Linked DNA regions of Mus musculus: regions 2 and 3 are each linked to region 1. The links are chromatin loops, found by intact Hi-C in ENCODE. Cell type or tissue: heart. All regions are shown on one strand. Region 1 overlaps Max (Max protein). Region 2 overlaps Fntb (farnesyltransferase, CAAX box, beta). Region 3 overlaps Fntb (farnesyltransferase, CAAX box, beta).

What was found. A loop is a pair of places that touch in the nucleus more often than their neighbours do. Peaks named below come from ENCODE experiments on the same cell type or tissue, not always from the same donor. Only the 100,000 strongest peaks of a DNase experiment are listed, where the experiment ranks them.
Region 2: a loop joins it to region 1, with 2.1 times the contacts of the local background. A loop is called at or near these places in 7 of 42 quality-filtered maps.
Region 3: a loop joins it to region 1, with 2.3 times the contacts of the local background. A loop is called at or near these places in 7 of 42 quality-filtered maps.

What each region holds. Positions count from the first base shown.
Region 1 is chr12:76,950,797-76,958,796 of GRCm38, reverse strand. It overlaps Max (Max protein), which reads left to right. Exons shown (of 4, transcript NM_001146176.1): 2 at 5,521-5,628. Among named protein-coding and RNA genes, the nearest start is that of Max, 7.5 kb to the left of the region's middle. In heart, no CTCF peak of the experiment used is centred here; DNase peaks (open chromatin) are centred at 896, 3,556 and 4,856.
Region 2 is chr12:76,875,294-76,883,293 of GRCm38, reverse strand. All of the region lies in intron 4 of Fntb (farnesyltransferase, CAAX box, beta), which reads right to left. Among named protein-coding and RNA genes, the nearest start is that of Gm46357, 11 kb to the right of the region's middle. In heart, a CTCF peak has its summit at 3,820 (motif pointing right); a DNase peak (open chromatin) is centred at 3,843.
Region 3 is chr12:76,886,138-76,894,137 of GRCm38, reverse strand. Fntb (farnesyltransferase, CAAX box, beta) reads right to left here. Exons shown (of 12, transcript NM_145927.2): 5 at 6,260-6,406; 6 at 6,083-6,166. Among named protein-coding and RNA genes, the nearest start is that of Gm46358, 20 kb to the left of the region's middle. In heart, a CTCF peak has its summit at 4,557 (motif pointing left); no DNase peak of the experiment used is centred here; H3K27ac peaks cover 629 bases.

The DNA.
Region 1 (8,000 bases):
TTGAAGACTCATCCTTGAGCTGGAATTAGGTTTGCCTTTCAGTGAGCGATGCTTTCTTACTCTATGATATGATAAGCAGTTCCTGCAGGCTTTCTGCTTTTGAAAGCATCCACTTGGGTGGTGATGCACATTTATTGTTTCCACTCCCATGAGACTGGTTCTACTTTGTCTAGATGTTTTAACTTTTTTTTGTCATTGTTGTTAAGGTGCTTTGGGTTTTTCCTTTCACTTTGGGACATAGACAGTGAAATTTTTGTTGTTGCTGGAGGTTGAACCTTTGAGACCCTTTGTTTTCATTTAGTATGTTTATTTATTGAGATTTTTCTGGTAGCAGTTTATCATAGCATAGACAGACAAAGCAGGTATATTATAGATGGTGCATTGTCCAACTGTCACAGACGGGCTGGGAACATGTACTCCTCCATTATCCCTGTGAATACATCCATTTGCTTTTTAAAATTTAGTATAAATAATACAATTTTTTTTCTAAAATATGGGAAGCTATTAGATTTTATCTTTGGAAAACCATTTAAGAAATGTGGACTGTGAACGACCACATGTTTAGGACTACGGGAAAACTTTTAAGAAGTTATTTGGAACCCAAGTGTGGAAGCTCACGCTTGTAATCCCAGCACTCAGGATAACTGAGACAGGAGGATTACCATGAGTTCGAACTGAGCGATAGTCTCTCTGTCTCTCTCTGTCTCTCTCTCTGTCTCTCTCTCTCTCTCTCTCACACACACACACACGTTATTTGGAAAATGTTCTGTGGGTCCTAACATGAAAAGATGATCATAGTTCCTACGGTCAGTACAATATCTTACTTGTGAAGAGTGCAGGCCATTCAGATCAGTATGGGAGGGAGGCAGTGGAAAGTGAAACTGATCTGCCGAGTGCTGCACACGAGTGCTGCACACGGAAGCAGTCTCCAGTGAGCAGCAAACTGTTAGAGGAAGTCACCCTGAACACTGGTTACTAAACTTAATAATTGCAGAATCTCACTAGTACTTTTTGGGGGGTGGAGTGGGGGAGTAAGTTGTATTTTAAAACTAAGTTTCTGAGGCAGTTACTTTATGCAAGGGGTTCCTTTTGCTTTATTTCTGTTTGGATAATTTCTCTGGGAAAGAGTGAAAGTGTATGTGAAATGTAGGATTCCTGAGCTGGTCAAGAAACCCGAGGCCTTTCTCTATGTACTGTCCTTTGCCGCGTCTGCTGAATCCAACATGTTGCACCTGCTCTGCTGGCTGGAGGTGTAAAGTAGGGTTGCACTCTTCCACTTCTAGTTCTTTCTGGTTTACAGTATTTTTAACTCCTCAGCTTTTTGCTTCTTTGGAGATTGAAGTGTATTTGGGAGGAAGGGAGTTTGACCACTCTGGAGGTTCAGGAAACTTGTGACAGAAGTGCTGCAAGGGCTGTAGTGCTTGTAGTGCTTCTGCTCAGCGCTTGCTCTGATGATGTAAAAGCCGCGTTCCTCCCTGCGCGTGTTGTGAGAGAGAAGACGGTGCTAAGTTTTTAAGGGTTGTGTGTTGCTTTGTCAAAAGGCTGACAGAATAAAAGAGTTGATCTAGGAACCCTATTTGATCTCTTTTGGGGACAAGGGAGGGTTATGACAGGGTTTTGCTATGTAGCCTGGCCTCCCCCTCTCCCTGCAGGAATTCTCCTGCCTCAGCCTCCTGTGGGGCTTACAGGTGTTATGTTATCAGGCCTGCCTTCCGTGTCCTAACCAAGAATTCCTTCCGCTAAACAGCTAGTGTAATGGCACGTGTGGGTTGTAGTGTTCCCAGGTTCTTTTAGACTCCAAAAGATGGTAGAAACCTCAAAAGCAAATATATTGACAGAAATGTGTATCAGCTGTAGGCTTCAAACAGAAGAGCTAGGAACCTGGAGTTAATATCTGCCTACTAAAGACACTAGTGAGATTATCTCATCTCAGGTGCCTGTTGTTTCATGTTGCAATTTTTAGGTTACTTTTGAGTTGCTTAGGAATTGTTTTATTTAATTCACCAAACAGAAGTAATACGTGTACTGCGTGAGAGTTCGGAGCCTTTGTATTCAGCAGTCTTAGTGTTTTAGTGAAGCTTGCTGGATAGTCCTGTGACTCTGTTGTCTAAAGAGACACCATTACATTTCTCAAAATAAATATACTAAATAGCCACTAAGGACGACACACGTTCTCTCCACATTGGCATTGAGAAGATTCCCCCTATATGGTAGAACAGTTAGGTGCCAGGCAGCTTGGAAGAAATGGCATTCTGGAAAAATCTTGTACATCTTTACAGTAAGGTGTTTCTTTCTCCATGCTAGGCCTCGCAGGAAGTTGGGTTGCTGATTGGTGAGATGAGTAAATGGAGATGCATTTTCTGTGCAGTAAGTTGAAAGGAAATACTCTGGAGAGAGTGCCTCGATTCTGAACGGGTCTCCTTAGCTTCGTGTCCTGTCAGTTTAGCGACTAAGCTTGCTTTCAACATTGAGCTGCACTAAGATACACATGCTTGTTAGTGTGAGAGGTGGACAAATTATAGGTGACGGGTTTGCTGCTGTCTGCCAGCGTGGAAAAGTTTGGTGGAACTACAGCTGAGACTGAGTAAAAGCCTTGGCCTAGACATCAAAGCTGGAAGCAATTTGGTACTGTAGTTCCTGGTGAGCAGCTGTGGACCACTCTCTGGTATCACAAAGCCCCTAGTACTTCTCTTAGTCTGGGACATGCTGATGAAGAAGGGCTTTATGACAGAAACTGCAAATCCTGTGTTACAGAGCAAGCAGTGTCCAGCATCTACTCCTGAGGATGTATAGGGGAGTCATTTGGGAACCTGTGACATCGCCCAAAAAGACCTCTGTGATCTATTCCACAAGGGTACCACCGGTCCCAGTGTCAGCATGACCAGACACTTCTCGGTATAGGCAAGAGAGTGTACACTCACCTGAATTGCTTTGTTCCGCTGTTGCTGTTGATTGCTGTGCTGCTTTAAAAAGACAGCTCCTGGGAGGATCTCCAGCACCTTCCGCCGAGGATCTTTACCTGGTTTTTCTTTCCTCAGTTCTGAAAGCTTGGCCTTTTGGGAAAGAGCTGTCAGCAAGAGAAGATGGCTAACAAGACAGTATAATAGCCTTCCCATTGGCCCATCACACAAAGCTAGGGGGTATCTGCTTCATCTTCAGCATAGAAATACTTTGCAGAGAGAACCCTCAGCCTTGTGTGAAGGTGTGTCAAGTTTTCCTATGCTCTGTAAGCACTGGAAATGTCACTTAATTCAGAGTTGCCTGGAATTAGGCATGTGAGTTGGGCATGTTTTTCACGTGTGCTTGCAAATGAGGCCAGGGGAGGGGAAAACAAGTCCATCCTTGCGGCTCTCTGTTTAGGCAGAACAGCCGAGGGTAGGCATGGCAGGATTGCTTGCTCTAAGACTCCCCCGTTCTGCTAGTTAAATTGGGTCTGGAACCACCACAGAAATTCCATCCACTGCTTGGAGAACAACAGTCCCCAGCCCAGGCTTTCTACCAGGCAGTGGCCTGCCGCCTTTCGTAGCCGAGCCAACTTCTAACTTGGCTGGCTCCCCAGATGAGAAGCCAAGATTTCTGCTCATGGTCTACGGCCAAGTTCACTACAGTCTTCCAACCAAACGACTTGTTGTCCATCTGAGTCCTTTCAGTGCTCAGCAAACGGGAGGGGGTGGTGCATCTTGTGGGATGATTTTGTTGTTTGGTTAAACTTAGCTCCTTGCTTGCAGCACAGGCCCACAGGAAACCAAGACCAACTTAGCTCTAACTGCTTGGGATTTTTAGGGTTCTCCCAAAAAGAAAACAGACAATTAGGATTTTATTTGTATTAACAGGAGGGATTGTGGGTAACTGGGGTCACTGCTTCCGTGCACAGCTCTTAAGCTGGGAGGAGGGCCAGGAGTCAGGGTGATTTAGTAGACAGGAGTATCTTGGACTGCTGCTGAAGACCAATTGATTTGCATGTAAATAGACCATCTTGGAAATTAGAGTAAACACCAGAGGTCTAGTCCATGCCAAATGCTGGTCCTAGGTCTCTTGGGCTCCTCAGGTACGGATTGTGACAGGCCAGTTTACCTCAAGCTGTCTCACACTGCCGCTGGAGGGTGGCTGTAGTTATCTTGCCCAGTGTTGTATAATATCCTCTAACCTCAGGTACCTGGTTTTTCAAGCTTAATTGTCCTTTCAGATTCCTTTTCTATTTTCCATATAACTAGTTGAGAAAATATTTTGCTTAACAGTGAACTGAGGTTTGAGAAGGGTTAACTTTACAAGTCCTTCAGGACAGTGGCTGTAATGGGGATTTGTAGCCGATTAACAACTGTAGATAGGCACCTAGGGATCAGGAGAAAAGTGCAGACCTCAGTGAGTCACAGACTTTAGAATTTGATAGGAGAAGAATTTCAGGTCCTTTTCTTCTCATGGCTCTGTCTGATTCTGTCTGACCATCTTTTCTAGTACAAGGATTCTTTGAAAGCAGCATTTAACTTGGTTTTCTCTTGTTGCTGCATTTTCAAAATTCCTGGCGCTCTGGGCTTAGTGGCCAGGTCACTCTAATGTGTACATAGGTTCTTTAGGCTAGCCTAGCCCAGCCTGCTCTAGTCAGGGTAAAATCTCAAAGAGTGTGTGTGTCTATAATGCCTGAAGTGTAGGTGTGGTGAAGTTTTTGCTGAAATAGGTCCTTGTGTTCTGTTCAGAGGGAGATGAAGCTCCTTAGCACGGTGCCCTGCTCTCTTTCCTTTCCTGATTGGTTGGCAGTCCTGGCCCAACAGCTGACTGTTTATAATTCCAAGCAGGAAAGGTTAAAGGCTGGTTAGGTTAGGGTATTTAGAAAACTGCCAAATGGGCCTGCCCTGCTGCAGGGGCCTGAGGGACTTTACCAAGAGCATGTAGGGGTCAGAAGGTCTGCTGCCCAAGAACTGCCTTTCTGGCTCAGTCTGTGTGAGAGGAAACTGAATGTAATTGACAGTCTGTCAGCTCTGCCATAATGAGCTCAGGTGCAACTGTGTTTTCTAGAGGATTGGTGCTCTCTTGTATGACTTGATAAGAGGATATGCTAGTGACCTTTATCAGGAGGGTGTCAGCGGAGCCTCAGGATGATGGGTTTCCTGTGGACAGAAGCAGCCCACGCCCCAAGTCTCACGGTAGAGGTAACCATAGCTTATGAAGTGCCCGCTGGAGCTTCCCTTAGTAACATTCCAACCACAGACTGGCAGCTGCTCCATCGTGTAGGTTGGGGACACTCACTGGAGAGTCACTCTTTGTCCCTGAATAACTTTGATTTTCCTTGTGCATGAGCTGGAGTCATCGTGCTACTTTGGATGTTCCTGTTGCAAGCCTTGCTCACCCTTTCTCCCCTTTAACAGAGCCTAATTCTGGAGACTCCTTCCTAACTACCCACCTCACAACAAATTTTCCCAGTCCACTTGCCAGGGACAGCGCTGACTGCACACACTTCCAGGCTTGGCCGCATCCACCTGTAAAGAAGTACACTCCTGACATGCTCTTTCTTCACTCTCCTAGGCTGACAAGCGGGCTCACCATAATGCACTGGAACGAAAACGTAGGGACCACATCAAAGACAGCTTTCACAGTTTGCGGGACTCAGTCCCATCACTCCAAGGAGAGAAGGTGAGTTTATTGACAAAGCCAGTTGGCCCATCAGCAGCTTGGAACGGACTAGAACATCCCTTCTGTAAAGAAACACAGTCAGGTGGCATGGTCTCTCTCTTTTTTCTTTTCTTTTCTTTTTGATTCTTTGGAAGATCCCCACACATTCTTAATTATCTTTAGCAAAAGCAATGTCAGCTCTAATAGCTCTTGTCAGGACATCCCTTTCAGAGTTGGAGATGCTGTAGTCCATTCCTTTTTTATTTGGTAGTGCTGGGCTTGAACCCAGGGCCTTGTACATGCTAAGCAAATAAATTAGTCACTCATGACATTACTATAACTATATCCTGTACTATGTAACATGGTCCATAATTAGTTTGGGATCACTAAAGATTCTCCCAGGCCAGCAACACCCTAAACCTCTGTGGGAATTTCTCTTGTGCAGTTCAACATTAGTACTTACTTGGTGTAAATGAACACTTTGAAGCAGGTCTGTGAACTGCCTGGGCACCAGTGATTTTCAGTTCTGACACATATTCTTCCCAACATATGTAAAGAGCATTGTTAGCTGTGGACCAAAAAAGTGAGACATGTTCATATGAGAGAGAATAAAGCAGTTATTCTCATCCTTCCTGGTGGCCTTTTGAAGCTTGTATTTTCCCTGGAGAGGTAGGAGCCAGCTGTTTCTAGCTTCAAAACCCAAAAGCTTTGAGCAAAAGCCTGTGGGTTAGGGTCACTCCTTAGAATAAAGAAAAAAACATTTGTTTGCACAGTTAGTTCTACCCTTGACACAGTGTAGCAACAGGCTGCTTTTTGTAGCCCCCTGGGTCAGCTTGTTTGAAAGAGCCTCACTGTATAGTCAGACTGGCCTGAATCTGGGATTCAGCCCATCTAGCCTGTTAGCATTACACCTAGCTTAAGGAACACGATTTAATAAAACGGTGTTTACTCTAGGTATGCTTCAAATGGCTTTACTGCTTTGGTTCTCTGCTAAGTGTCCTGAATTTGCTTTGTTATCCAAGATTACGTTTTTCATGTTTATAAAAAGTTGAAAAGCTATGTTTTCTATTTTGTCTATAATGTGGCCTTCTGTGTGGTTGAAGTATGGAGTAAGTCTAAGCTTACAGGAAAACACAAATAGGCCATGTGAATGCCGTATTACAAAGCCAGAATTTTGCTGTACGTTAAGCCCACTTGGTATATACTTGATTTAATGGCCTTGAACCAAGGTACTTACCGGAATAACAGCATTCCTGAGTATAACACTGAGCACCACAGGAAATCTTTATGACTGAGAGACGCACCCTTTGTGCAAGAGATTTATCTCTGATGCATACCTGACCTGCGGACACTTGGTGCTTATTCCGTATGCTAGAGTGTCAGCATCACTTGGTGAGCTTCTGGGCTAGAGCTGCCTTCATCTAAACCTGGGGCTGGGGATGTGCTTCTCAGTGGGAGGGCTGTGACCCGCCCACTTCCAGAGCCACATGAACTCCTGGGGTAAGCCAGGCAGGCAGGCTCATCTGAGGAGTTCTGAAGAGTGAGACCACTGAAAGTGTAGCTCACGAGCCACAGCTGCAGCGCTTCCTTCCTTGGCCTCTTCCCTTGCTGTTACATTCTTCCTTAACACCTTACAGGTTTACGATACTAGGTCCTCTTGCCGCGTTTCTTTGAGGAAGTTGAAGTTTGACTTTGCTAGCTTACAGATGGGATGAGTAGTTTGTCATCCGTGGTCCTTTCACCTACTCCATTCAGCAAACATCCTTGCAGGGTCTACACACACCAGCTACTGTTCTTAACAAAAATAGATGTTTTATTTTAGCAAGGAAATAATAGAAATTAAATAATCACTAAAATTAGGAATACTGGCTAGGCATGGTGATAGCAGATACCTTTAATCATAGCAATTGGAAGGCAGGTGGATCTTTTTAGTTTAAGGCTGGTCTGGACTACATATTAAGTTCCCGAATCGCCAGGACTCTGTGTATGCTTGCATGTGCATGTGCATGCGCTATGGAGGAGATTAAGGTGGGGCGGTTGGTGGAACAGATAGATCCCATTGGCAAGATGGCCTTTGGGCAGATTTCATGGTCGTGAAGAACTATTTGTCTGGCTCTGGGCATTCAAGGCAGGAGGAAGGCCAGTTGAGGAATCTCGAACAGGCCAGAATGGATAAGGAGTGGGTGAGAGGATGATACCAGGCCCTGTATTGTAATTTCTTGTGTTTGCATGTTTGTTGAGATGGGGTTTCTTGTATCTCTGGCTGACCTGGAACCTACAGCATAGTTAAGGCTGACCTTGAATTCCTCATCTTCTGCCTCCACTTCTTAAGTGCTTGGATTTGGTTTAGTCGTTTTTTTGTTTTGTTTTGTTTTGTTTTTTTTTTTAAATTT
Region 2 (8,000 bases), 76 kb after region 1:
GGTCTTCTACAAAGTGAGTTCCAGGGAAGGGGGAAGGGGGAAGGGGGAAGGGGGAAGAAGGGGGAAGAAGGGGGAAGAAGGGGGAAGAAGGGGGAAGAAGGGGGAAGGGGAGGGGAAGGGAAGGGGGAAGGGGGAAGAGGGAAGGGAAGGGGGAAGGGGAGGGGAAGGGGGAAGGGGAGGGGAAGGGAAGGGGAAGGGGAAGGGGAAGGGGAAGGGGAAGGGGAAGGGGAAGGGGAAGGGGAAGGGGAAGGGGAAGGGAAGGACGAACGAAAGCAAGCAAGCATGGTTACGAGGGCTGGCCAATTGGAATTAAGAGCAGCCCAGATAAAACATAGTAATAACTCGGGGTTATCGATAGGAAATAGATTTTAATAGCATAGAAGGTAGCCTTAGTGCTGTAAAGGTCTTTATTCCAGGAACTGAATGGTCAAAGGCCGGGTAGAAGTCCCTGAAATATTTTCTACACATATCAATGACCAGCAAAGTGGGAAACCCTCTTGCAGATGAAAGATTTTCAAACCCAAACCATGTGCACCGGAATCAACGTAGTAATAAAGCCTGGCTTTCCTGAAGATGAAGCGTCTGTGCCATTACCAGAGGCCCAGGTGACTTGGATACCCACAAATGCTGAGCACCGCCCATCTTTGCTGCACCATTAAAATTACTTCAGGGGATATTTAACAACAACAAACCCATACCTAGTACCACTTAAATGTGAATCAGTGAGGGCAGATGCAAGTTTTTAACTCTCCACATTAATCCAATGCTCACCCAAAAACCATTCCTTCTTAGGCTTACGTGTGTACAATGCCCTGTGGATCTTTGGTTTAGTTTTGTTTGTCTGTTGTTTTTGTTTTGTTTTGTTTTTTTAAGACAGGTCTTACCATGTAACTCCAGGTGGCTTGGGTCTCATTATGTAGACCAAGCTGAACTTGAACTCACAGATCAGTCTGCCTCTGCCTTCTGAGTGCTAGGATCAGTTGTGTGCACTACCATGTCCAGTTTAGTTTTGTTTTGTTTAAAGGGCCTATAGCCCAGGCTGGCCTATAACTCACTACAAAGGCCAAATTAGCCTTGAGCTTGCAGCAATCCTCCTGCTTCAGCCTCCTCAGTACTGTACTGAAACTACCATGAGCTACCACAGTCAGCAGCACATTGTTCTTCTGACAAGGAAGTCCCAGGATAACTCGATGCTGCTGGCCTGAGAACCACCTTTTGGCAAACACCTGTCTGGTCCAACAGGCAACCTTAGTGACGGGGGCAACTTAAATCTTAAGTCAAATTAATTAAAATAAAAATTTTAGCTCCTCAGTCTCACAAGCCACATTTCCAGTGCTCAGTAACTATATATTTAGCTAGTGGTGACGGTACTGGGTCACACATAAGCCACAGAATCTCCCCATTATTGTGGACATTCTATTGAATACTGCTTCTCTGACACTCAACCACTATAGAGAATATAAAACTTCTAAGAGAATCAAGTTCAAGGGAAGAGTATTTTGGCCTTAGTTTTTAAATTTCATTTATTATAGTTTGAGTGTATGATGTCCACCAGACATTTATTATAGTTTAAGCAGTACATGTGTGTATGATGTCCACCAGGTATGTGGAAGACGGAGGACATCTCTGTGCACTTGGCTCTGCCCTCCCAACTTCACAGGGGTCCCAGGGATCAGACTCAGGTCATCAGGCTTCTGGGTAAAGGCCTTTACTGGCTGAGCCACCGCACTGACCCTATTGTTGGTCTCCTTGCATTTCTTGTAATGGTTAGGCTAACCTAGACTCAGAACAAAACTGTCGCCAGTGGGGATGATGAAGGATCCAAAACTATGTAATTAATGTCAAACAAGCAGGAAATAAATCAGAGCCCAGTGAGAGTAAAACAAATGAAGTAGGTACAACTAGCAAATAGCATGCTGGGGTCAGTGCTGGGGGAAGGGAATCGTCTAAATACCAGCTCAGACAGGACTGGGCACACAGTAGAGGAGGGCCTGGTGCCTAGGGCTGTGAGATACGGATAGTTCAATAGTATTCCCATTCAAGGTGGCAACACAGCATTGCGAAGAACTGCACCTGGCTCTAGCCTCATTTTTTCCAACTAAGAAAATTCAGATTATACTTGTAAAAATAGCTAAATATTTAAAAAAAAAATACTAAAGTGGGAATGGGAGCAAACTATTAAAAGGATTAAAATTATGGCAAACACAGCGAGGAAGACACCCAGCTGCTTTCTTCCTAGTTCAAACTCTAGTAAATAACAAATAGTGAGACTTGTCTATAGTAAGAACAGCTTAGATTAGACTTTAAAAATATTTCTGGGGCTGGAGAGATGGCTGCGCAGTTAAGAGTACAGACTGTTCTACTAGAGGACCCCGGTTCAACTCCCAGCACCCACATGGCAGCTCACAACTCTCGGTAACTCCAGTTCCAGAGGCTCTGGTGCTCACACAGACATGCAAGCAGAACACCAATGCACATAAGAATAAATAAATTTTAAAAAAATTTCTGGTCTTGGGATGTGTGGCTTGGTGGTAGATTTTTGCCCAGCAAGCACAAAAGCCTGGGTATAATTTCCAACACACAACAACAACAACAACCAATAAAGCAAAATAAAACGTGAGCACCAGAACAGGTTACCACAGAGACTTCAGGCCCAGACCAAGTTCCAAGGACGACGGCAGTTTGGGAGGGAATACAGTCAGCCATGAGCTGACTTACTTAGGAGGAGCTGCTGGGCGGATGCTGGCTTCTTCCAGTAATACTTCCTCCAGAGCTTAGTCTACAAAGCAGCGATAGCTCAGTGTAACACAGGGCTACTGCCTCAACCAGGTGGAGCCCAACAACGACCAGAGGCCAGAGCTACCCACCGTCTTTGCTAAACCCATCCAGACAGCAGCTGTTTGGAAAGCACAGTCAAGTTTCAAGTGTGTTATGCAGAGCAGGGTTTCTCCCCATTGGCACGACTGTCATGGTCAGTTTCCTGTTTTGAGATTTACCCCATAGCCTCCTTGGCCTGTGCCCACTAGATGCCAACAGAACCTGGCCCAGAAAAGTACCCAGAATATTGGGTATGATGTCACCACTGAAAGGTAAGGAGTCATATGACCTATACTTTAATTTTAATTTTAAAGGAGGGGCTGGGGTTGCAGCTCACATGGTAGAGTGCTTGCTTAGCATAGGAAGTTTCCCTATGCTAAACTCACCGGCACATTAAAATGACATGGTGGCACACGCCTGTAATCCTCCCATTTCAAAGGTAAAGGGAGATGGATCAGAAGTTCAGGTCATTCTTGCATAACAGTGTCTCTGGTAGCCCAGGATGGCCTCAGACTTATGTAGCCAAGGATAACCTTAAATTTCTGATCCTTTTGCATCCATCTCCTCAGGTCTGGGATTACAGACATGCACCACCACACCCAGTTTATGCGACACTGGGGACTGAACCTAAGGCTTTCTGCATGTTAGGCAAGCACTCTATCATAGAACTACATCCCGGACTTAAAAGCCCCGTTTCAACCGTACACCGGGCTCCCTGTGGTTCTCACTTTGCTCTGTGAAGGGGGTGGGGGAAAGGTTAGTAGCTGAGCATGGGAATCACATTAAAGAAGTTTCCTTCAATGCTAAGCCAAGCAGGTGTCCACTCCAAAACTCACTCATTCGTTTTATGTGAGCACACATATAATTTTATGCATAATCTCTTAGGAGATTCCCTACCTCTGACTTAATTATCCTTGAAACAGTTGACACCTGCAATACTAAAGGCCTGGCCTTGCTGGCCTCCTCAGCCATCGCAGAAAGTCAACCAACGGTGATTCTGTCCACTAGAGGGACCCCGACTTGTTCCCTAAACAAATAAGCTGGAGAGAGAACAGACTGGGGAAAGGAGACAAACCTCTGTGCATATGCAGCTGTGTGTGGCACAGGGACAAGGGCAGCAAAAGCAAAGCCCCCGAGCTGGAGCTGGAACCCCACCTGCAAGGTCACCTGGGTATTTGTAGGAGGGCAAACAGACCAACCACATTTGAAAGTGGTCCCTTTCCTTGTGTAAGAAAAACGAAAAAGAGCTGCAAATCTGAGGACTAAGAGACACGGAGGGGTGAGGGAGGAAAGGGAATGGCAAATGGTGTAATTATGTTTTAATTTTAAAACTTAAGAATTATTTCAAAAAAATAAAAATTTTAAATTAAAAAAAAAAAAACAACAACAACAAACCACACGGATCTAGGTTTTCAAGTGCAAGTTCTCATAGTGTATGGACTCTGACTGTCACTTCTCTTGAGGTCTTGGTTGTGACCCTTGCCCTTTAGTGGCTAATCTATCTCTCCAGCCCTGATTTTTATTTTTCTAAAAATAACTTTTGTAAATGCATATGTTAAGTACATGTCTTTGATCTCAGCACTTGGGGGGATAGAGGAGGTGGATCTAGCTCTATGAGTTCGAGGCCAGCTTGCTCTATAGAGTGAGCTCCAGGGTAGCTGGAGAGACCCTGTCTACAAACAAACAAATAAATAAATATCTTTCAAAATGTAGGGAATCGACATTTGAGTATAATAATGAATAAAAGGATAAACCTAAAAATAAAATAAATAAATGAAAGGGCATTATCCTAGCTCAGATCGTCTGAAAAACAATCATTACATTTTTAAAAAAACCGGTAAGATTTCTCTGGATCTAATAAAAATAGTCATTTCCTTCCAGTCAGTGCTACCAGGCTCTGTTCCCAATAAGCATTAGCTGGGCCATCAATTAATTGCTGCTTAGGACAAAACAAAATAAAGCATCACTACAGGAAAGCCTTGAGCCATTTAAAAGTTCACTAAACTGGGGCCATCAAGAAAGTTCAGGGTGGAGGCTGGAGAGATGGCTCAGTGGTTAAGAGCACTGACTGTTCTTCTGAAGGTCCTGAGTTCAAATCCCAGAAACCACATGGTGGCTTGAAACCACTCGTGATGAGATCTGATGCCCTCTTCTGGGGTGTCTGAAGACAGCTACAGTGTACTTATATATAACAAATAAATCTTAAAAAAAAAAAAAAAGAAAGAGAGAAAGAGAGAAAGAGAGAAAGAGAGAAAGAGAGAAAGAGAGAAAGAGAGAAAGAGAGAAAGAGAGAAAGAGAGAAAGAGAGAAAGAGAGAAAGAGAGAAAGAGAGAAAGAGAGAAAGAGAGAAAGAAAGAAAATAAGTTCAGGATGGAAAAGCACTTGTCACATAGACTGACAGTGAAAAGCTGGATATAAGGATTCAAATCCATGAACCCAGCACTCGTGCATGGAGCTGGGGGGTGGACACAGAGCCGCCCCGGAGTTCCTGGGCCAACCAGCCTAAGTATGCTGAGCCTCAGAAGCAAGAAGCAGACCCTGCCTGAGCGCCTGAACAATTACCAAACCTTGTCTCCTGGCTTCCACATGGGCACTGTGGTACATGCATGCCCACCAGTGATCTACACACTCATGTACTCATCATACAAATGAGAGGGTAAGAGCACTTGCTGTGAGAAGTGTGGGCACACACGCATCTCTCTGTCTCTGTCTTTCTCTCTGTCTCTGTCTGCCTCCCTCCCACTCTCTCTCTCTCTCTCTTTCACACACACACACACACACACACACACACACACACACACTCCTTCATTAAATTAAGATGTGGTATACAGCCTAATAGTAGGCTTACCCAACATGCATAAAGCCCTAGATTCACTCTCATACTGAAAAACAGAAACTAGACTTTAAAGTTCATTAAAGTAAGCCAGGTATGGTGACTTACACCTGAAATCCCAGCACTCAGAAAGTGAAGCAGGAGGACGCCATGAGTTTGAAGCTAGCCTGGGCTACATAGTGAATTTCTGTCTACAAAGTGAGATCTGTCTCTAAAACTGTTAATACACTAAAAAAATAAAGATAAGGTTTATTAAATCAATGCTCAGAAGAACCATGAATTAAATACTTTCAAGGCAGTTGTAAAATAAACTCTTAGCCATTGATTATTAAAATGGTTCTTGAAATTGAGACAAATTGACTATTTTCAAAATATCCACTTTTGAAGTAGAAGGAACAATAAGGTCTCACTATATAGCTTTGGCTAGCCTTGAACTCCCTATGTAGACCAGGCTGGCATCGAACGCAGAGATCCACTTAGCTGATTAAAGGCGTGCACCCCCATGCCCAGCTACTTTAAGTAAGATTTAAAGCATCCCTTGGCACTGATGCTGTTCACTGTGACAAGGTCTTTAAAGAGGCCTCTCCTCCCATCTGGAGCTCTCCTTCCACCCTGTGTGTCCCGGGTCACACTCAGGCCTTTGTACTTCAAGGCAGGTGCCTGCGGAGCCATCTCACGGCCCCTCTTCCTATCTAATACTGACACAAAAGCAGCTAACACTGACTTTCTCAGAGAAGTGGCCCTGAAAAAGGACCTTCTGTGCAACCTAGAAAAACAAAGGAAGCTGCTGGTGACGGGCTCCCACTGCAGGAGCCGCCATCTTGTCTCTGTACCCAACGCGGTCTGTGTCATCTCTCAGGCCTCCACGGGTCTCTCACAAACTCCTCCTTCCCATCCCTTCTCTAATACGCATCCCTCCTATTCTAGCATACATCCTGACAGTGCGGGCGTTGGGTGGGGGGCTTCCCAAAGAACCCCCCAGCCCCCAACTGGTATTTCAAATACACCCTGGCCTTTATTTTGACAATTAAATTCCTGTGACTGCAGAAACTGAGTCCAACTCCACTTCCAGAGCTGGAAGCAAGCAAGCTTGTTGCAATGTCTGGATTATAAAAACAAGACATATTTTCCCTCTGTCACAGAAATATGAATTCTAAGGGTTAATGGCTTAATTCTTTATTATCTCCTCCATCCACATTCATCACAAGACATCCTTCCCAGGGAGGCGAGAATGAGAGGTTATTGTTAAAAGAGAATGAATGAGACAATGTAAGTTCTGTTCTTCTGACCTGACAATGTGACCAAGGCAGGGGCTCTGGGACTAGGGAGGGCTCCAGCGAGCCTCCACGAGTCTTGGCACAGCTGCTACCTTCTGCTGTGGGAAAACCAAACCTGGCTCAGGACACTTGCTTCCCAAACTCCTTGCCCTCCAGAGTACAAGGGAGTGGGGGCACACAGCCCAGAAGACACGCTCTCAGTAAACCCCTTAGATTCAGTTCCTGGCCGTCCTTTCCTAGGTCTGGTATTTTCAAGGTTGGGGGCAGGGTCAGTTTTTGTGTTTGTTTTTCTTAAAATACGACCCGTGATGAGCACGAGGTGCCACTTTACAAGCTGCACCTGCACCAGCAGTGTGGGGCACCGCTACGTTGCTCACATGTCTTGTCATCAATCAGAGGTCAATGAGACTGTGAGTCTCACACGGCACTGGTACCCAAGACAGTTACCCACCTAGTCCTGTGGAGAGCTGGCCTGTTCCCAGCCTTTACACCTCCATGGAGGTGTGTAAGGAAGGTAAGAGTGTTTTGATTCACAGTAGTACATGCTTTCCGTGGCGTTTCGTCATAACTGTCAGGCATGATGGTGAGGACTTCTTCTCAAAGGTCAAAGCCAGAGTACATGGGAGGCTGAGGCAGGAGGATCACTGTGAGTTGGAGGCCAGCTTGGTCTATAGAGTGAGTTCAAAGCAGCTACACACAGAGACTTTCCTTATCTGAGTAAATGGGGGTTTTTGTTTGGTTGGTTTTGGTGGGTTTTTTTGTTTGTTTGTTTTTACTGTTGTTTTGTTGGAGACAAGGTTTCTCCATGTAGCCCTGGCTGTATGTAGACCAGGCTGTCCTTCAGCTCACAGACATCTGCCTCCCAAGAGCTGGGATTAAAGGCCTGGACCGACACCACCTTGTCTTTAAAAAAATAAAATAAAATAAAAATAGAGGGGGAAGGTGGAGAGGGAGAGGAAAAGAGGGAGGGAGTAGAAGAGAGGGAGGGAGAGAAAGACGGAATGAAGAAAAAACATCCCAGACCTCCTCTGGAAGTTGAAAGAGTTGCTCTACCCACCAGTTTAGAGCAGAGC
Region 3 (8,000 bases), 65 kb after region 1:
AACTGCCACAGCCACTTCCCTAACAAGGTGGCCAATGCTGCTCATACACAAGGGCCTTGCAGGGCAACTAAGCGCCCTGTGATGTGAGGAATTACCGGTGTTCTTCTAATGTGCAGAGATGCCAGAACTACGAGCTGCCTTAGTTCCCGGCTGCCCCGAGGGTCACCAAGAACAATGACCATCAGCGGACTGATACAAAGACAAAGGGGTATAAGTAAAACTCTTGCTGGGGTGGACAATTATCCCCCACTATGCTCTCTACATTTTTCCCTGGAAAATATACTGGGAGTAGAGATTCTCTACCCAACCCAGGACACTTGGAACAGCCAGCTGTGCCTGATGATGGCGAGGCGGTAGGATCAGTGCTGGCCTGGAGCTTGCCAAACCCAGGAAGCCCAGTCAAGAAGCAGGCGTGGTAACCAAGAGTACAGGACTGCTACCTCTTGGTCCCAGGCTGGGCAGTACAGCACAAGGTGGCTCTATCAGGCCCACCAGGCATGGGTAGGCGTGCACGTGACCTATGGCAGTACCCCAAGACGAGGAAGTAAGTTGGCTCATGGACAATGACTGTGGACACAGTGAGCTAAATAAGGCCGCGCCTCCCACATGCACTGCTGCATCCAACATTGCTCTTTGGAAGAAACTACTTATAAAAGCAAGGGGATCAAAGTCAGACACGCCTTTAACCCCAGCACTCTGGGAGGCGGAGGCAGGCTCGAGGCCAGCCTGCTCTACAGCGTGAGTTCCAGGAGAGCCACGGCTACAGAGAGAACCCTGTCTCAAACAAACAAAGCAATGGGATCTTCTGAATCTCACTAAGAGTTTTAAAAAATATTTCCCTAGCCACTAAATCCTAAAACCTATTCTCACTTGCTTGGAATAGCTGCCGGTGGTAGGCATTTGGAGCTCCTGTCCCCACTTTGTGAAAAAAGTTCCTTTTCACAATGTTACAGGATACAATGTTAACCTCTAGACGCTCTACATTTCACAATGTTACAGGATACAATGTTAACCTCTAGACGCTCTACATTTCACAATGTTACAGGATACAATGTTAACCTCTAGACGCTCTACATTTCACAATGTTACAGGATACAATGTTAACCTCTAGACGCTCTACAGATTTGGAAAAGCACCTAAAAGAACAGAGAAACAGAAGGTAAAGAGTGTATCCTGGGTGTGGGGGTATCTCCCTCTGTTACTGGCAAGGGCGACCCCTAAAGTTCCACTACACAGGCTATATTGCTATTGGCTCCATAATAATGGTACGTGACTCAATGGTAAGATCCTATTGCTGAAATACTGTATGCTCGGCTTGCAGAACACGAAGGAATCAAGCTGGGATTGAACTAGAAGCTCACTGGCTGCTTTTCGTGGTGCCACAAAACACTATGCTGGCTGCTGAGAGAAAACTGTCACCAACAGGCCGGCTTGGCTGTGCACTCTGTGTTAATGTCATGAACATAACAGGCACAATGTGCCTGCTGGTGAAGCAATGGCACATCTGTTTTGGGTACAACCAACAACTTGTCAATGGAGGGAAACTATGTATGGTATTGTAAAACAGGGCAAAAAACCCTGTGCAGGCAGGAAGGCTACTGCTACTGTTTTGTTAGATAGTGTATCATTACCTGTTAGCAGTTTACCTCCTACACATTTGTCTAAACAAGTTACCTGAGAGACTCATAATTGGTCAAATTGTTGAAAACATCTTGCTGTGCTCTGTTTTTGTTTTTTCCAGACAGGGTCTCTCTGTATAGCCCTGGCTGTCCTGGAACTCACTTTGTAGATCAGGCTGGCCTTGAACTCATAAATCCACCTGCCTCTGCCTCCCCAGTGCTGGGATTAAAGGCGTGCGCCACCACTGGCCGGCCTTGCTGTGCTCTGTATTGCTGCTAAGATACAGCGACCCAGTGCTCAGCAAATAACTATCCATCCATATAATTCCAGGGTTCAGGAATCACTGCAGAAGAGAATATAAGAATACAAAACTCAGGAGAAGGGGTGGAGTGTTGTGGAATTCTGTCTTCCTAGGCACGACATGACTGTTGCCATCTTGAAATCTTGATTACCTACGTGACACTCAGAAAGGGGAGAGGAGGGTGTTTAGCTCTTCAGCAAGACTCCAGCCTCTCACTCCTTCCTGCCCGATTCTGCTACCTGTGGCTTTAGAGAACACAGGATGTACAAGATTGGCTGGGGACAGGAACTCCAACCGCGCAGCTTTTGTGACCATCACACGCCTGGTGATGCAGCTGCCCATGTCTCCCATATTCTCTGAACAACTCCAGCGCATTTGATGGTTCACCAAGCAGGACCTGCATGAAATTTTCTTTGACCTCTTGATGTCCTCTCTATCTGAGATGGACAGAAATAGACTCCCAAGAAAAGTCAGACAACAGACACCCAAACCACAAGTCCCAGATCACACACAGAGCTGGAGAGGGAACCAGGTACAACTTTCTATGTGGCTTCTTTCTGTCCCCATACCCAGCACCATGGCTCTCAGGCTTGTCTGCTTTGATCTTCTCTTTACCACTGTCACCCAAACCCAAGCCATTGTCATCCAACTGGATCAACCTTCTGTTTGCCCCCTCCTCCTTCCAGTCCAGAAACCAGAGGACATGTCTGGAACACCACAATTGATTCACTGCAACCAGAGAACTAGGAGAGTACAGGTCAGCTCATATCACTGCCTACTTAAAATCCGTATGAATTTATTTGCCAGCCTCTGTAATGAGAGCTCAGAGCCTCCTCAATCGGTCCCCAGCCTGTCCCAGCTCATTGTTCCCTGGCTCCCACAGGCCTCCTACAGCTCAGTAGCTGTCAGCTAACTGCTCATCCTTGAACACATCCTGCTCTGTCACTTGTCTCTCCTCTCTCCCCAGAGAACACTACAAATGTCATAGTTAATTCACGAATAAATGAATAAATGAAATTGAATAAATAATGGCCCCCTTTTTGTTTGTTTTTCCAGTACTAGGGATTGAATCCGGTGTCCTAGATAAACGAGTAAATGCTCTAAGTTAGAGCTGCGTGTCAAACTTCCATTTTGCGTTTTACTTTGAGACAGGATCTCACGGTTGCTAGGCTGGCCTTTAATTTATAATCCTGCTCAGTCTTCTGAGTGGACGGCTAAGGTTACAGGCCAGGTCCAGTGGACAGTGGCTCCTACCTTCGCTGTTCATCGCTGGTGTCTGAGGTACCCAGAAGCTATCAACACCTGAGTAAGGCACTCTTAGGAGCTACCAGGAGTTGTTGTAGGCCCCCAGGATCGAGAGCCCATCTCTGTCTGATCAGGCACCAGAATAGGCTGCTCTCAAAGTGATAAACTGTCTCTGGCTTTGACTTTCTCTCCTCAGCACTGGGCTGCTGCTTCTAGGCAAAGGAAAAACAGAAATGCGGAGTGAAAAACTACGGAAGTCATGTTCTAGCAGCCAGACACAATGGGAAGACTGTCGTGCAAATGACAACTGTAGGCTCGTTGGCAGATCTGTCCCAGGACCACAGCAGGGGAGGAGGATGGCCTGGTGCCCCTTAATGGAACACACACAGAACTGACTGGAGACGTTTCCCTGCATTTGTCTAGCATATACGAACACGAGCACAGAGAAAGACTGCATTTGGAAACTTAGAGAATCATATCTAGAACTAGTGTGTTAAGGAAACACCACGGAGACCTTGCCATGACTTGCTTGTTTGTGCCTAGTCTCATTCAGTTTCTTTCTAATTTTTGTTGTTGTTGATGTCATTTGGTCTTTCCAGACAAGGTCTCTGTGTATCTTGGCTGGCCTGGAACTCATAAAGCTCTGTCTGCCTCTGCCTCTGCCTCTGCCTCTGCCTCTGCCTCTGCCTCTGCCTCTGGAGTGCTGGGATTAAAGGCTGTGCCACCATGTCCAGCTGTTCTGACATAGCATTTTTGTATGTAGGCCAGGAAGACCTTGAATTCACTCTCTTCCTACCTCAGCCTCTTAGATGCTGGATGTTGTGTGTGCGCTACCATGCCCAGCCTCAATTAATTAATAAAAACTAAATTCCCTTGCAAGCTGCTACAATTCTCTATCAACAGTGTAGTCTCTAAGTAAGCTTTGGCCTAAAGTCAAGACAGGTGTGGTAGTTTGAATAAAAGGGTGTGGCCTTGTTGGAGTGGGCGTGGTTTTGTTGGAGGAAGTACAACACTAGGGGCTTGAGGTCTCAGAAGCTTAAACTAAGCCCAGTGTCTCACTCTCTCTTCCTGCTGCATGCTGATCTGGATGTAGAACTCTCAGTTACTCTCCTGCACCATCTCACCCTGCACACCACCATGCTTCCTGCCGCGATGATAATGGACTACTGAAACCACTGAACTGTAAGCTTGCCCCGGTTTAATGTTTTCCTTTATAAGAGCTGATGTGGTCATAGCATCCCTTCACAGCCACAGACCTTAACCAAGAGAACAGGTAAGGACGTCTCTACACCTGGTTCAGCCAAAGCAGCCTGACAGTGAATTCGAGGACCCAGGCGACAACTGACAACATAAGCCACTCAAGAGTGTGCCCTCTCCTGGAGGGGCGCCGAAGCTGCAGGATTACAGCCTGGTACTGTGTCACTAGCTGAAACTAGATGCTATCAGAAATCCACTGAGCTTCTTCTCAAAATCTCCTTTCAGCTCCTGGTGTAGTAACTGTGCTCAGGACTTCAAAACAGACCTATATTTCCAGACCTCAGCCACTAGTGCTTCGCAGGAGGCAAACAAGGCCTATCTGGTTGGCCTAATTTCTTTGAGATTGTTTTAAAATCATCATCATCATCATCATCACCATCATCACCATCATCATCACCACCACCATCATCACCACGTGTTGATGATGGTAGGTGGGGTGTGCACCTACTACAGCACATGTGTGGAGGTCAGAGGGCAACTCCTCGTAGTCTGTTTTCTTCTACCAGGGACCAAGCCTAGGTCCTCAAGCTTATGATATAAAGTCCTTTACCTGTGAGTCAGATACCCCGCTAACCGTGCCAAAAGTGTAACACGTATGCCGAAAGCTACACAGCTAGCACGACACTGTGAAGAACTCGCTCAAGAATCCACTGTGAGGCCAGACCCTTCGAGGAGCAGGCAGATCTTTGTATGAGTTCAAGACTACCCAGGTCTACACAGTAAGTTCCAAACCATCCAAGGGATACACAGACCCTGTCACAAAACAAAACCCACACAAAAGATAGTGCTATCATCTTGATATTAAAAACTTCACCTCCTCCCAAAAATGTGTTTTTCACAGACTAAATCATATACAATCTCAATGATCCACTGCATTCAAGAAATTACTTATTTAGCAAACTCTTTATATGCCTCATTGATGCCCACAGGTCAGGAAGCTACTTGCTGGTCTAATTAGTATATCTATTTTTCCCTTTTCTTCTTTTTAATCCAGTCAGGGTCATGTAGCCCAGGCTACCCTCGAAATCACTATATAGCCAAGGATGACCTTGAACTCCTGATACCCCTGCCTTTGTTTCCCAAGAGCTGAGATGTTAATCACAGACCACCATATCTAGTCAGATACACTTCTTGAGTAAAATACGAGGTTTGAGCCAGCAGGTACCAATGGTACCCATCAGTTGGTTCAAGTCCTCTCCACTTCAATGTACTGGCCCACAAGGAACTCTGAACCCTACAAAGGAACTCTCCTGTGCCTTGAGTGTTCAGCACCCTCAGGATTTCATCAAATGCAACCAGAAGGTATTTACAGAGTTACTCTAGACTTATTTCCCCAAGAGAGGGGAAAGCTTATATTACACTACATAATTACTTATAGTAAACTATTTTACACCAAACAAATGTATTTTGTATCTCTAAATCAAACTCTTTTTTTTTTTTTTATCCAACTCGTATTCTGACATTTGCATGAAAGGAGCCGAGAGATAGTGATACCTAAGGGCATTAGTGTCATGTTAGCAATGACCATGACACAGTGCCAGGGACACGACATTTGCACGTTGGCGTACAGGACAAAGCAGCACTTTGCCGTGATTCTGAGGCTTAGCAGCTCTAAGAATAGGCACATTTCAGCAGCCATGGGTGCAACCGTCCACTCACCTTACGTCCACCTCACCTCCGACGTGCATGAGAAAAGAGCCGTCGGGTTGCTTTAGGGAGTACAAATACTGAAGGAGTTTCTCCCTGAGAAGGGGGGGAGAGGGCAGAAAGGGCAGTAGTCAGTGCCATACAGTAGCGGACCCTCGTAGTCCCCACCCCCGAGGCCCGCAGCTTCACCTGTTAATGACGTTGTAGGCTTCCTCTGTGCCGATGATGCACAGCGCATTGACGGCTGCATAAGTGGGTGCGAGGTGTGGGTACTGACCGGGGCCCCCTCCAAAGCCACCGTCTGGACTCTGACACAGCTCCAGGAACTGACACACGCTAGGTGCATGGCCAACGGGGAAAACAAAGTTAGACAGCATTAATTTCCAATCTCCAAATCCCTCTCAGATTCTAACCTTCCCTTACTCATTCCCCTATCTTCAAAGGGGTGAAAATATCCCTTTGCCACTTGACTACAACCGCCCAAAAGACTTAACTCTTCACCCCACTCCTGTCAGTTTTGTGCACACTCCTGAGTTTTCTATTTAAGCATTTGTCTTGCCAGATTGCAAACACCTTGAGGTGGGGAGGAGATCTTTGGTAGACCTGGTGCTGAGTCCCATGCTTCTTGACCAAACCTTTCTCTTAGGTTTCAGTAAACTTGTCACCTGGATCTGAAGCAGTACAGTCTCTTCTGAGGACCTTTTGATTCTGCCTCTAGCTCAGGGCTCAACTGCTGCTCTCCATGCTAGTCACAGGTCTAGATGCATTACTAGACCTCAGCAGTGAGCATACTTTCTCACCCGAGCCCTCTCCGCCAACACCCTTCTGTTCCCACCACCAGTAAGAAGCCGGTTTGAGCGCAGCCCACTCTACTGTTGGGAGGATAAAGAGCAGAAGGCTCAAGACAGCACTGCTGGGGTCAAATGTGAGATGCCAACACCCGCAGGCTCGCTTAGTTGGGTATTGGTCCCCATCTGCTGCTGCTGCTGCTGTTTGAGGAAGTAGACCCTCACAGGAAGCTAGGACTCGGGTAGACCTAGAACAAGGCCTACTTCCTGTGCACTCTCTTCTTTCTGAGTGTACATGTAAAGCCAGCTTCCTGTTCCTGCCACAATGTGTTCCCTGCCAAACAGTCCCTTTCACTTTCGCCTGTAAGCTGCCTTTTTTCTTCATTCATTTTATGTTTGCCACTCAGGCATCTTATTTATACGTATAACAACCCTAGAAAAAGGACCCCAGGATGTCCCGGCCCCGTGTGCTTTTGTCTTGTTTCTTCATGGCCCATGATGCCATCTGAGGTGACGAGTACAATGGAACTGAATTGACAGGATTGTGTGGCCGATTTTCTAGGTCTTTGACTGGCACATCAGATCTGGGCTGGTTGCCCCACACTTGTTGAACCTGCTTGTGAGTTTACAGTGATTTTCCCAGATCTGAGATCAGTGGTGATTGCTTCCCCATCACAGCCTGGAGCCAGACAGTGGCTTTGGAGTGCGGCCGGATAAAGACCCGGTGTTTGCCTCTCTTTTCAGTATTGTTGATATTTTAAGAGCATCAGCCTGGACATTCATGAGCACCATTACAGTATCAAGGAAAGACAGCAGAAAGGGCTTGAGTGGCTTTTGTTGGGGGCATTTTATCGCCGTGATGAGAAGGTAACTAAGTCGGGCACTGCTGACTCACACCAGAGGAGAGATTTCCCTCCGTGATTCTTTCCTGCTAAACGACAGAGGCTCCAGTTTCCTCACAAGGCAAACCTGTTCTGAGAGGATTTGCTGCTGGGCCCTGGCATCGGGTGCACTTTTGCTTCAGGTGAAATGGAGGGAGCCTTTACTTGCACAGGGCTTTCCAGAGTTTACAGGAAAGACCACTCCAGGAAGGACCAATTTATAGCATCTCTCCTTCCCTACATCTCCCAGATCACAGCCTT